Regions from separate parts of the Homo sapiens genome. Here region 2 is linked to region 1. Evidence: chromatin contacts called from ENCODE Hi-C or POLR2A ChIA-PET data. All regions are on one chromosome and are shown on one strand. The core of a region is the stretch at or near the end of the contact, and the rest is flanking DNA. Distances in the headings are between cores, read along the strand shown.

Region 1 (4,937 bases), core at 1,645-4,144:
TGTCCCTTCAGGATAAATGATGCACTACTTTGCAGAGTGACATGCTACTCTGTGAATGTTTGCTGGGTGTTTCATGTGGGACTGCTTGTCTCCCACTCATGTGGGGATTTCCCTACATTCAGGGATTGAGTTTTCTCCTTTTATACCTCCCCCAAGTGTTTAGTCAGGGCCCTGCACACAAAGTGCTGTGATAAAATGCAGTCTCATCTCTAACCTTATTAGATTTTTGCATACTGGAATATCCTAAAATGCACTTTGAAAACAGTGTATACACGTGTGCATATGTACATCTGTATAAATTCTCTGACATACAGGCTGTGACAGAGAGAGGTAGCTTGGCAGAAGTCTTTGTGGCTTGGAAAAAGGAAATTGGATTGAAATGTTGGCATGAGAAAACCTAATAAAGCTAACTGTATACAGTCATCTTCAACTTGGGATGAAGACCTCTGGCCAGGATTCAGACACTGGCCTATTCTGGACAGTTCCCCACAGAGGACAGAACAATGGAATAAACATAAACTACTACAGAACTTCCAAAGCCCTTCCTTCGCTGAGCTTCCCGTGTTGTGTCCCTGCTTTCCTGAAACACCCCGTCCCTCTCCTACCTGCTGCAGTGCCATAAAACTTTGGGTCTTATTTTATTTCTGGGTGAGAATATGAAGACATTAACTAGTGACAGGGAAGGATATAGAAATGGTTGCTGAAAGAGAAGCAGATCCTGTGTCTTCCCTGGAACAAAAACACATTTGTGGGCTGAGAGATGATGAAGAGACACTTGATCATCTGATCATCATATGTTCACCTGGGCCAGTGAGGGGCCACCCCTTTCCCACCACCAAAGATGCAATCAATACTTCTGGGACTTCACATCTAAGGGGCATCTCAGAACTTAGCACTCAGAAGAATAAAAGGAGAAAAGGACAAGAATGGAGAGGCAGTAGGAAAAAAAACAGAAAGAGGGAATGATAACAGCTAATAGCTAATATTTACTGAGCACTTATTATGAGCCAGATACTGTGTCAAACACTCATTTAATCCTGGCAACCATCTCAGAGGTTATTATTCCCATTTTACAGATAAAGAAACTGAGGTTCAGAGATTAAGTAACCTGACCAAGGTTCCAAGACATTAAATGGGAGAGGCAGGTTTGGAATCCAAGCAGTCTGACTCCAAAGCCTGTGCTTTCAACCAGTTCACAAAGCTGCCTCCCAGCAAGGATGATGGCGCCACAGATGATACTGCTTACATTCAGATACATTTCCTTTTTTCTTTTTTAACCCCAATCCTTACACAATCCAGAAATCCTCAGCGAGCCAGGTGTTCCCAAGGTCTGCTTGGTCTGACTCATTCCCACTTCCTGAAGATGAAGGCTGGGAGGCACATCTCTCAGAAAGTGGTAGCCATCATCAAAAAAAAGGCTGAGAGACCAGCTGGTTACCCTGTGATCTACCTGCGGCCCTTCTTCAGCTGCCCCAAACAGCACCTGCCCTTCCGTTTCAAAGACCATCCTAGTTTCCAACTTTCCTGGACCAGCCCTACTCTTCCTCTTGCTCCCCAAAGATCTGCCTTACTAGAAAGTATCTTCCTGTTGCTTTTTTTTTTTTTTTTTGAGACAGAGCTTCGCTCTTGTTGCCCAGACTGGAGTGCAATGGCGCGATCTCAGCTCACCACAACCTCTGCCTCCCGGGTTCAAGTGATTCTTCTGCCTCAGCCTCCAGAGTAGCTGGGATTACAGGCATGGGCCACCACGCCTAATTTTGTATTTTTAGTAAAGACAGGGTTTCTCCATGTTGGTCAGGCTGGTCTCCAACTCCTGACCTCAGGTGATTCGCCCGCCTCGGCCTCCCAAAGTGCTGGGATTACAGGCATGAGCCACCGCGCCCGGCCCCTGTTGCTTCTTTCTGATCCTGCCATCTCATCACTCTCCCTCTGAAGAAGCGAATGTTACTTTTGGTCTCCATCATTGTGGAGTTAGGTTTCAACCTCCTCCTCTCCTTAGAGTTCTTCCATCCCTCCAACAGGATAAGGCTAGCCAGCCCCAGCCCGGCAGGCTTTCTGTCTACCATCCCCCCGCACCCGTGGGGATTTCTCCAGCCCCAGCCCAAGGCCTCGCCTCCATCTTCATCCTTTCCTTTGCTTCCCTACCAAACCCATTCTCCTAAACTTCCTCCTCAAAAACCTATTCATTTAGACCCTGGAAGAGATCTGGGATTTAATTTTCATGCATTTCCTTTTTAAAAAAATTGATGGGAAATCTGAGGCCCAAAGAAAGGTAGTGACTTGCCCAAGGTCACACAGAGTCGTTAGTTTGTTGATGGCCTGGGCTGGGAGCCCCTTTCTTCAGAGGCCCCCTCTCCACCTCAGGAGACAAGCTCTTGCAAATGCAGGAAGGTGAAGCAGGGAGTCCCCAAGTGGTCTGAGGAGCACCCAGGCTTCCAAAGGGAACGGGCGCTGGGGCTGGGGGAAGGGCATGTCGCACACCAAATATCCCAGGAGGGGAAACTGGTCCCCACCTGTCCCCTGGTCCCCTCAGTCCCCTCATCTCCGCCCTCTCTCTTCTTTCCCGATCTTTCTCCGCGAACCCACCCCCACCTCTCCCAATCCCACTCTTCACCCAGTCCCGCCACTCTCGCACCTTTCGCCCCCGGCCAGGCTCCATCATGGCCTCCCCCGCCCCTTCGCCCCCAGTCCCCGCCCCCATCCCCCCTCCCGGGCTCTCTTCCCTCACCCTTGGCCTCCCTCGCCCTCCCCGGGGTCCCAGCTATCCCCAGCGGCCTCCCCGCCCCATCGGCCACGGCCCGGGCCGCAGGGGGCGCTGTGGGACCGCCCCGAGCCCCTCCACCCCCGCGCGGGGATGTTACCATGCCAGAGCCTCCGAGCAGCTGGGCCGGCTCAGCCCACCCGCCAGTAAGAGCCGCTCTGATTGGCCAGGCCGCAGCCGGGAGGGCGGGGCCGGCGGGGGGTCGCACCCCTTCGTGGCCGGGGCTCCGGTGGCTCCCGCCGGCGAGCGGGGCCCCAACCGGCCCGGTGTGTTCGGTCCCGGCCCCGCCCCCCCGGCACGGAGAACCAGGCCCCGCCCCCGCGCCGCCGCGTCCCGGGTCCGCCCCCCGGGGGGCGGGGCACGCCTGCTCCCGCCTCTGACTGACGGTCGGGGGCCGGCGCCTCTGCCTCTCCCCGCTGCCTGCGTCCTGGCTTCGCAGTCGCCGGCGCTCCAGGAGCCGAAGCGTTCACGCAGTGTGTAGGGTGCCTTTGCGCTGCACAGCGAATTTAATTTGCTGTGTAGCTCTTTTACAGTACTTTTAAGTTAGTTAACTCCAGAACTATTTGTTGAGCACCTGTGAGGTGGCAGGGTCTGTCTCAGGGACTGAGCACACAGCAGCTTGGAAAAAAAAAAAAAAAAAGACAAATCCCCGAAATCACGCCCTTGTGGGGCGTACACGTGCTTCTCGCGTGACCCTGAAGTTCACTTTTGGGACCTGGCTCCCACTGAGCGCTGAACTCATGAGAGCAGGGCCCACTCTTTGACAGAAGTTAAAAATGTGAGGTACATGCTTGCTGTGCGGCTGAGGAAACTGTAACCTGGAGCTCTGCGGGGAATGCGCTGAAGGCCTTGGGGCTGGAGAGTGACAGGCCCCAGGCACACGGGTGCAGAAAGGCGCTGACCGCCAGCCTGCAAAGCCCCGCAAAAGGCGCTTCCTGTTCCCTTTATTCCCCCCTCACCTGAGCCGGGACTCGCGTGATGCCGTGCTAGGTTCCTGAGAGCCAAAGAACTCCGGAGAGGTAGAAAAACTCCTGACACGAAGAGTTAGAGGTGACACCTGGGAGGAAAAGGAAGTGGGATTCACCCTTGTGGGCTGCTGTAGAGAGAAAATGCTTTGTGGTTTAATCAAAATGATACCCACATGGTCTCAAATGAAGGCCCAGCTCTGCGGTTTTCTTTTCTTATTTGAGGCAGCGTATTGATCTGTCACCCAGGCTGGAGTGCAGTGGCACAATCAGGGTTCACTGCAGCCTCAGCCTCCTGGTCTCAACCGGTCCTTCTCCCTCAGCCTCCGAGTAGCTGGGACTACAGGCGTGTGCCACAACGCCCGGCTAATTTTGTAACTTTTTGGAGACGACGTCTCCCTGTACTGCCCACGCTGGGTCCTGTGGTTTTCAAACTTTTGGGGGAGGTGGGGTGAGGAGACTGGCGCGCGGCCCGCAGCCGCCGCCGCGGCAGGAGAGGGGAATGGAGGGGGCGGGCGGGGGGAGGAGGACGGACCACCGGCGGCCTCTCCACCGCTCCCACCTTCCCCCGGGGGCTGCCGCGATGCCAGCGCAGCTGGGGCGATTTTCAAACTATTATTGAGATCTCTAAGTATAGCAGAAGTGGTCCAGAGGTTCCGTGAACTTTCATGAATTGCATTTTTATTTTTTAAATGCTTTTCTTTTCTTTAATGAAATATTTCTTAGAACATGTACACACATATAGAATCGAATAATTGTACCAGATTTGTTAAGACAAACAGCAGAGCCCTGCCCCCATCGTCTTCCCCTCTCTGGAGGCAACGTTTTCACCTCTTTTAGCTGTTTCTTCTGGCATTTACCTTCACATCTCCGGCCTTCCCCCAGCTGCAGCCCTCCCCACAGGGCAAGGGGTCCAAGGGGATTTGCCCATGCAAAGCACACTTGCCCAGGATTAGACCATATTCTGAATACCTAGGACCCTGGAATTCCCTGCCCAGCTTCCTCCTTGGGTCTGTCCTCCCCAGGGAGACCTTCTGTTTTTTCCTGCACAAACTTTTATTTTTCCTGGAATTAATAATCTTGTTTTTTAAAATCATTTATTTTCTATGTATTTCTCACAAACTCTACCTCAAATTCTTCCCCCAGTTGCTTAAATTTCCTCTCAGAATATCTAGATATAGCAGAGAATTCTCTCCATTTCATCTTCTTGA
Region 2 (4,937 bases), core at 1,158-3,657, 43 kb after region 1:
GGTGGCTGAACTTGCTCTGGTGATGGAGGACTTTGACCTTCTGCACGTCCTCTAGCGAGCTCTCTGGCAAGCATGCAGAGTGTCTGACATTCTTCTCCTGCTTTGGTAACAATTTCATCTTCTTAAAGGCAAAGAAAGCCTGCACGGGCCAAGCTGTGAAGCCAAGAGGGTTGGAAGACAAATATATATGTGTGTGTATCTTTGTGTATATATGTGTGTGTATGTATACGTTTGTGTATATATGTATGTATTTATGTAGCTGTGGATGTATTTATGTATGTATGTGCACATGTGTGTATATGTGTATGTGTGTGTATAAATGTGTATGTGTGTATACATGTATGTGTATGCATGTGTATATATGTGTAAGTGTGTGTGTGTGTGTGTGTGTCGGGTGTTTTTCTAGTGATGAGGTTCACTGATACTATACAGGAGCCTAATTTTTTTTAAGAGCAAAGTTGACATTTCTGGTCAATGTATTGCTTCTACCCCCAAAAAATTCAGGGAAGACAAGGCATGGGAAGGAGTATTTTTTTGAGCATTGCTTCAAGCCATATTCGGGGACTGGCCATAGCTCTGCTTGCATGGCCCACAGCCTCAGATGAGGAACCAAAACAAATGTGGAAGATGACATGGGAGAAGGGTCTACTCTGGCCTTGACTAACTGCAGAGGCATACAGTGGAAAGGAGAAAACCCCTTCAAAAACAACCCAGGCATAGAGCCAGGGAGGGGAAAGCCATGCATGGTCTGAAAAGTCAGAAAACAGATGAGCATGATTCTATGATCAGAGGAGTCACCTTCTCAAGAAGAGAAGATGTGTATGGCTGGGATGCTGTTAACTATCAAGTGAGGGCTTTGAAGGCAGGAATTTGAAGGTAGCTACATCTAACATGTTACAGGATCTGCCTCTAACAGGTGGGCAACATGCAGGAACAGACGTGGAATTTGAGTAGAGAGAGGGAATTGTACAAAAGAAATGGAAACTTGAAGATGCCAGAAATGAAAATCTTGCTGGGTGCAGTGGCTCACGCCTGTAATCCTAGCACTTTGGGAGGCCAAGGTGGGCGGATCATGAGGTCAAGAGATCGAGACAATCCTGGCCAACACGGTGAAACCCCGTCTCTACTAAAAACACAAAAATTAGCTGGCCATGGTGGCACGTGCCTGTAGTCCCAGCTACTTGGGGGGCTGAGGCAGGAAAATTGCTTGAACCCAGGAGGTGGAGGTTGCAGTAAGTTGAGATTGTGCCACTGCACTCCAGCCTGGTGACAGAGTGAGACTCTGTCTCAAAAAAAAAAAAGAAAAGAAAAGAAAAGAAAATCTTAACATCAGAGATATAGAAATCCTTTGGCAGGTTTATCAGCCAACTAGACAAAAGCAAGGCAAAAAAATATGTGAATTGAGGCAAGATCAATAGAAATTAGCCAACTATAACACAGAGAGAGTAAAAACAAAGCAACAAATCAGCAACCCCCAAACCAAACACCCAAGATGTGTGGGACAATACCAATGGTTTCACACACATGTGATCAAAGTCCCAGAAAAAGGGAGAAGAAATATTTAACAAGCTACTTGAAGAGATAATCACTGAGAATTTCCAAAATTAAAGACAAGAAGCCACAGATCCAAGGAGCTCAGAGAACTGAAGCAAGATAAATACAAAGGAAAACATACCTCAGCATATCATAGTCAAACCTGAAACCAAAGATGAGAGAACTTGAAAGCAGCCAGAAAGAAAAAGTTACCCAGTAAAGTAAAAAATAAAGCAGTCTTCTCAGGCAGTCTTGTAAGTTATGGGTCCACTAGATAACCCAGGAGCCTTCTAGAATATTCCTCCATTTGGGGGCAATTAGCTTAAGCAGGTAACATCCCAGCCAATTAGCCAATTAGGAGGCTGAGTGGCCTCCCATGCTCCAGTTCTACATATCCTGGCCCTGGCTCTTGTGTCACACCCTGCCCCTGCTCTCTGCACACCCTGGGAGGCCCTGCGCTGGCTGGTGGCTTCATCACCCCTCAAACACTATTTATTGCCTCTGAGCTGGGAGGAAGCTGAGCAGGTGGAGGCTGGATACACTAGTCACTGACCTCAGTGACCCTTGAGGCAGGCCCTGGGGTCTGACTGCTGCCTCACATTCTTTCCCAGGAGCTGAGCAGCCTGGAACAACCAAAGCCTGAGTCCAGCTAGTGCACCAGTCAGGGCGCTGCCACAGAGTTCACTGCCACAGGCAGCAGTGCTGTGAGCGGGCAGCTGCCAATGATTCAGGCCACCACTGGTCAAGAAGATTCGGTTTCCTCTCTCATCACCCCCAGGCTGTCTGTTAGGCGCCCCGTATCCTCACTCTCTGGAAGAGAGGAGAAGCCTTTCCTGCAGAAGCCACAAGGAGGCAGCAAAGTGCTTGTCTAAGGGCCTCAGCTGGCCTGGAGAGGGGCCGGGAATTCAAGAATTAGAAGGGAGGGAACTGCGGGAAGACTGACAGGAGGGGAGCTGGTGAGTTCCTGGGAAGGTGCAGGTGGAGCGTGGACAGCAAGTGCAGCAGAGGGAGAAGGCATTCCTGACCCATGCTGGGACACGGGGATCCTGCAGAGGACTCATGGTTGTGGAGTCTGCTCTCCCTTGGACTGGGGACCCTTCCTCCTCGCTTGATCGCCTACCCCCAGCAGGTCCTCTGCTCTGTATGGCACAGATCTATCCCTGCAAATGACCCTTTGGGCAGCAGTTTTTAGGAGCTCTGCCAGGAGGCCCTTCCCATGGACTTCCTCAAGCATGCAGCATGGCCCCATTGATTCATTTACTCATTCATTCATTCAACAAGTACCTATTAGGCACCTAACATGAGGCAGTGTTCTAGGTGTTAGGGATACTGTAGTGAGTAAAACAGATTTTTAAAAAGTGCTTTCATGGCCAGGTGCAGTGGCTCACGCCTGTAATCCCAGCACTTTCGGAGGCCGAAGCGGGCACATCATAAGGTCAGGAAATCGAGACCATCCTGGCTAACATGGTGAAACCCCATCTCCACTAAAAATAAAAAAAATTAGCCGGGCGTGGTGGCGGGCGCCTGTAGTCCCAGCTACTCGGGAGGCTGAGGCAGGAGAATGGCATGAACCCGGGAGGCGGAGGTTGTGTGAGCCATGATCGTGCCACTGCACTCCAGCCTGGGCGACTGAGCGAGACTCCATCTCAAAAAACAAACAAACAAACAAAAAACTGCTTTCACAAAGCTTACATTCTATGGGGGGAAAAGACAAGAAACAAAAATAAGTAGTAAAATGCACAGTTATGTCAGAACGTAAAAGGTTCCATGGAGAAACACAAATTTCAAGAGGGATAAGGCAGCAGAGTGCAGGGGAGTGGGTGTTACCATTTAAAGCAGAGAGGGCATGGCAGGACGTTTCAGTGAAGACTTGAAGCAGGTGAGGAGGTGAGCTGCGGGAAGGGCGTGCCAGGCAGGGAGAGCAGGCTGAGGTGAGAGCCTGCCTGGCACACTCAGGGGGCAGCAAGGTGCCCGGGGTACCTGGTGTGGGTGAGTGGGAGGGTGGGAGGAGCCACGTTGCAGAGGCCACTGGGAGGCCGGTCACACAAGGCCTTGTAGGCCACCGTAAGGACCTCTGTTCACCCGGAATGCAATGGGAGCCATTGCAGAATTCTAAGCAGAGAAGTGACATCATGTGCCCTTCAATTCAAGAGCATCGTCTGGCTGCAACCATGAGCATAGACTGGGAGCAGGGCGCAGGGAGACCAGCTGGAAGCTGTTTCAATTCCCACCCCATTCAGAAAGCCTAGTCATGAAGGCCGGACGTGGTGGCTCACGCCTGTAATCCCAGCACTTTGGGAGGCCGCGGTGGGTGGATCACCTGAGATTGAGTTTGAGACCAGCCTGGCCAACATGGTGAAACCCTGTCTCTACTAAAAAATACAAAACTTAGTCAGGCATGGTGGCAGGCACCTGTAATCCCAGCTTCTCAGGAGGCTGAGGCAGGAGAATCGCTTGAATTTGGGAAGTGGAGATTCAAGTGAGCCGAGATCATTGCACTCCAGCCGGAGAGACAAGAGTGAGACTCTGTCTCAAAAAAAAAAAAAAAATGCTTAGTCAATGAGCTCAGATGGCCCTTCCACCACGAAGCTTCCACTAATCCTCCCTAAGCCTCCCCTTCTCCTGGGGACGGGCTCTCCTGCCTTTGTGCGTGGATCTCTTCCAGCATTGGTCCATCTTGCCTTTGTTCTGGGATTATCGGTGAGCCTGTCCTCAACCCCACTAGACCTGAAACTCTTTAAGACGGATGCCCAGTTGCTCTCACAGCTGTAGCTTCCCCTCTACCCGGACCTTCAGAGGGCCATGCACACAGTAGAAACCAAGTCAAGCTTTCCCTAAGGAGTAAGTGCTCCCATCCCTCCTTGGCTGCCTCTGAGGCTTCTTCCGGGCTGTGTTTCTGCCTGGAGCACCACAATCGTTGTATTAAATGCTTGGCCACCATGACAGCCCTAGTGCCTTCTGTGAGCTGCATGTCACCGTCCCTCAGCACAGCCAGGTTTACAGGACACAGCTTGTCACCGGCCCATAAGGCAGCCTGTCAGCACTGGCAGGAAGCACACACAAACCAGTGAGTTTGCACAATCAGTGGCCTCTCTGGAGGCTCCCGAGGGCAATTAAATGTGTAATTTTTCATTTATTGATTCCTTAAACATTTATTGAGCACCTACTGTGGTGCCATGATCTGTATTAGGCAGCAGGGGCACGGAAGTGAGTAAAACTCATTTCCCAGGAGCCTACTGCAAACACAGGGTGCTGACTGGATGCAAAGCACTGGCACAGTTACAGAAATAAATTCAAGTATTGTCCTGAACTCCCGAGGACTCACAATCTACCCACCACTCCTTCAGCAATTGTACTGTGCCAAGTGCTGGAGTTGGCGATGAAAACAGAGGGGTCATGGCAAG

The links. Hi-C counts contacts between places; a loop is a spot of excess contacts on that map. ChIA-PET counts read pairs that join two places held with the same protein, here RNA polymerase II (POLR2A). Pooled maps may share reads with other maps.
Region 2: a loop to region 1 is called in a map of B cell, with 13 times the contacts of the local background. The contact joins the enhancer-like site here to the promoter of PRPF40B in region 1. A Hi-C loop is called at or near these places in 16 of 168 maps with a recorded cell type or tissue (B cell, CD4-positive, alpha-beta T cell, CD8-positive, alpha-beta T cell and 9 more), 20 of 37 single-sample maps with no recorded cell type and 27 of 50 pooled maps. POLR2A ChIA-PET finds 5 or more read pairs at or near these places in 13 of 52 experiments (CD4-positive, alpha-beta T cell, CD4-positive, alpha-beta memory T cell, Caco-2 and 8 more).

Annotation. Positions count from the first base shown.
Region 1 is chr12:49,621,518-49,626,454 of GRCh38, reverse strand. PRPF40B (pre-mRNA processing factor 40B) reads right to left here and starts at 2,894. Exons shown (of 26, transcript NM_001031698.3): 1 at 2,862-2,894. The coding sequence starts at 2,864. It also overlaps a transcript of FAM186B not described here. RefSeq lists silencers at 2,679-3,178, 4,039-4,088 and an enhancer at 3,759-3,848.
Region 2 is chr12:49,578,146-49,583,082 of GRCh38, reverse strand. It overlaps a transcript of FAM186B not described here. Among named protein-coding and RNA genes, the nearest start is that of MCRS1, 12 kb to the right of the region's middle. RefSeq lists enhancers at 628-677, 778-827. Within about 2 kb of position 2,407, at least 2 of the 41 ENCODE cell types and tissues checked have a DNase peak (open chromatin) inside an H3K27ac peak, as active enhancers do.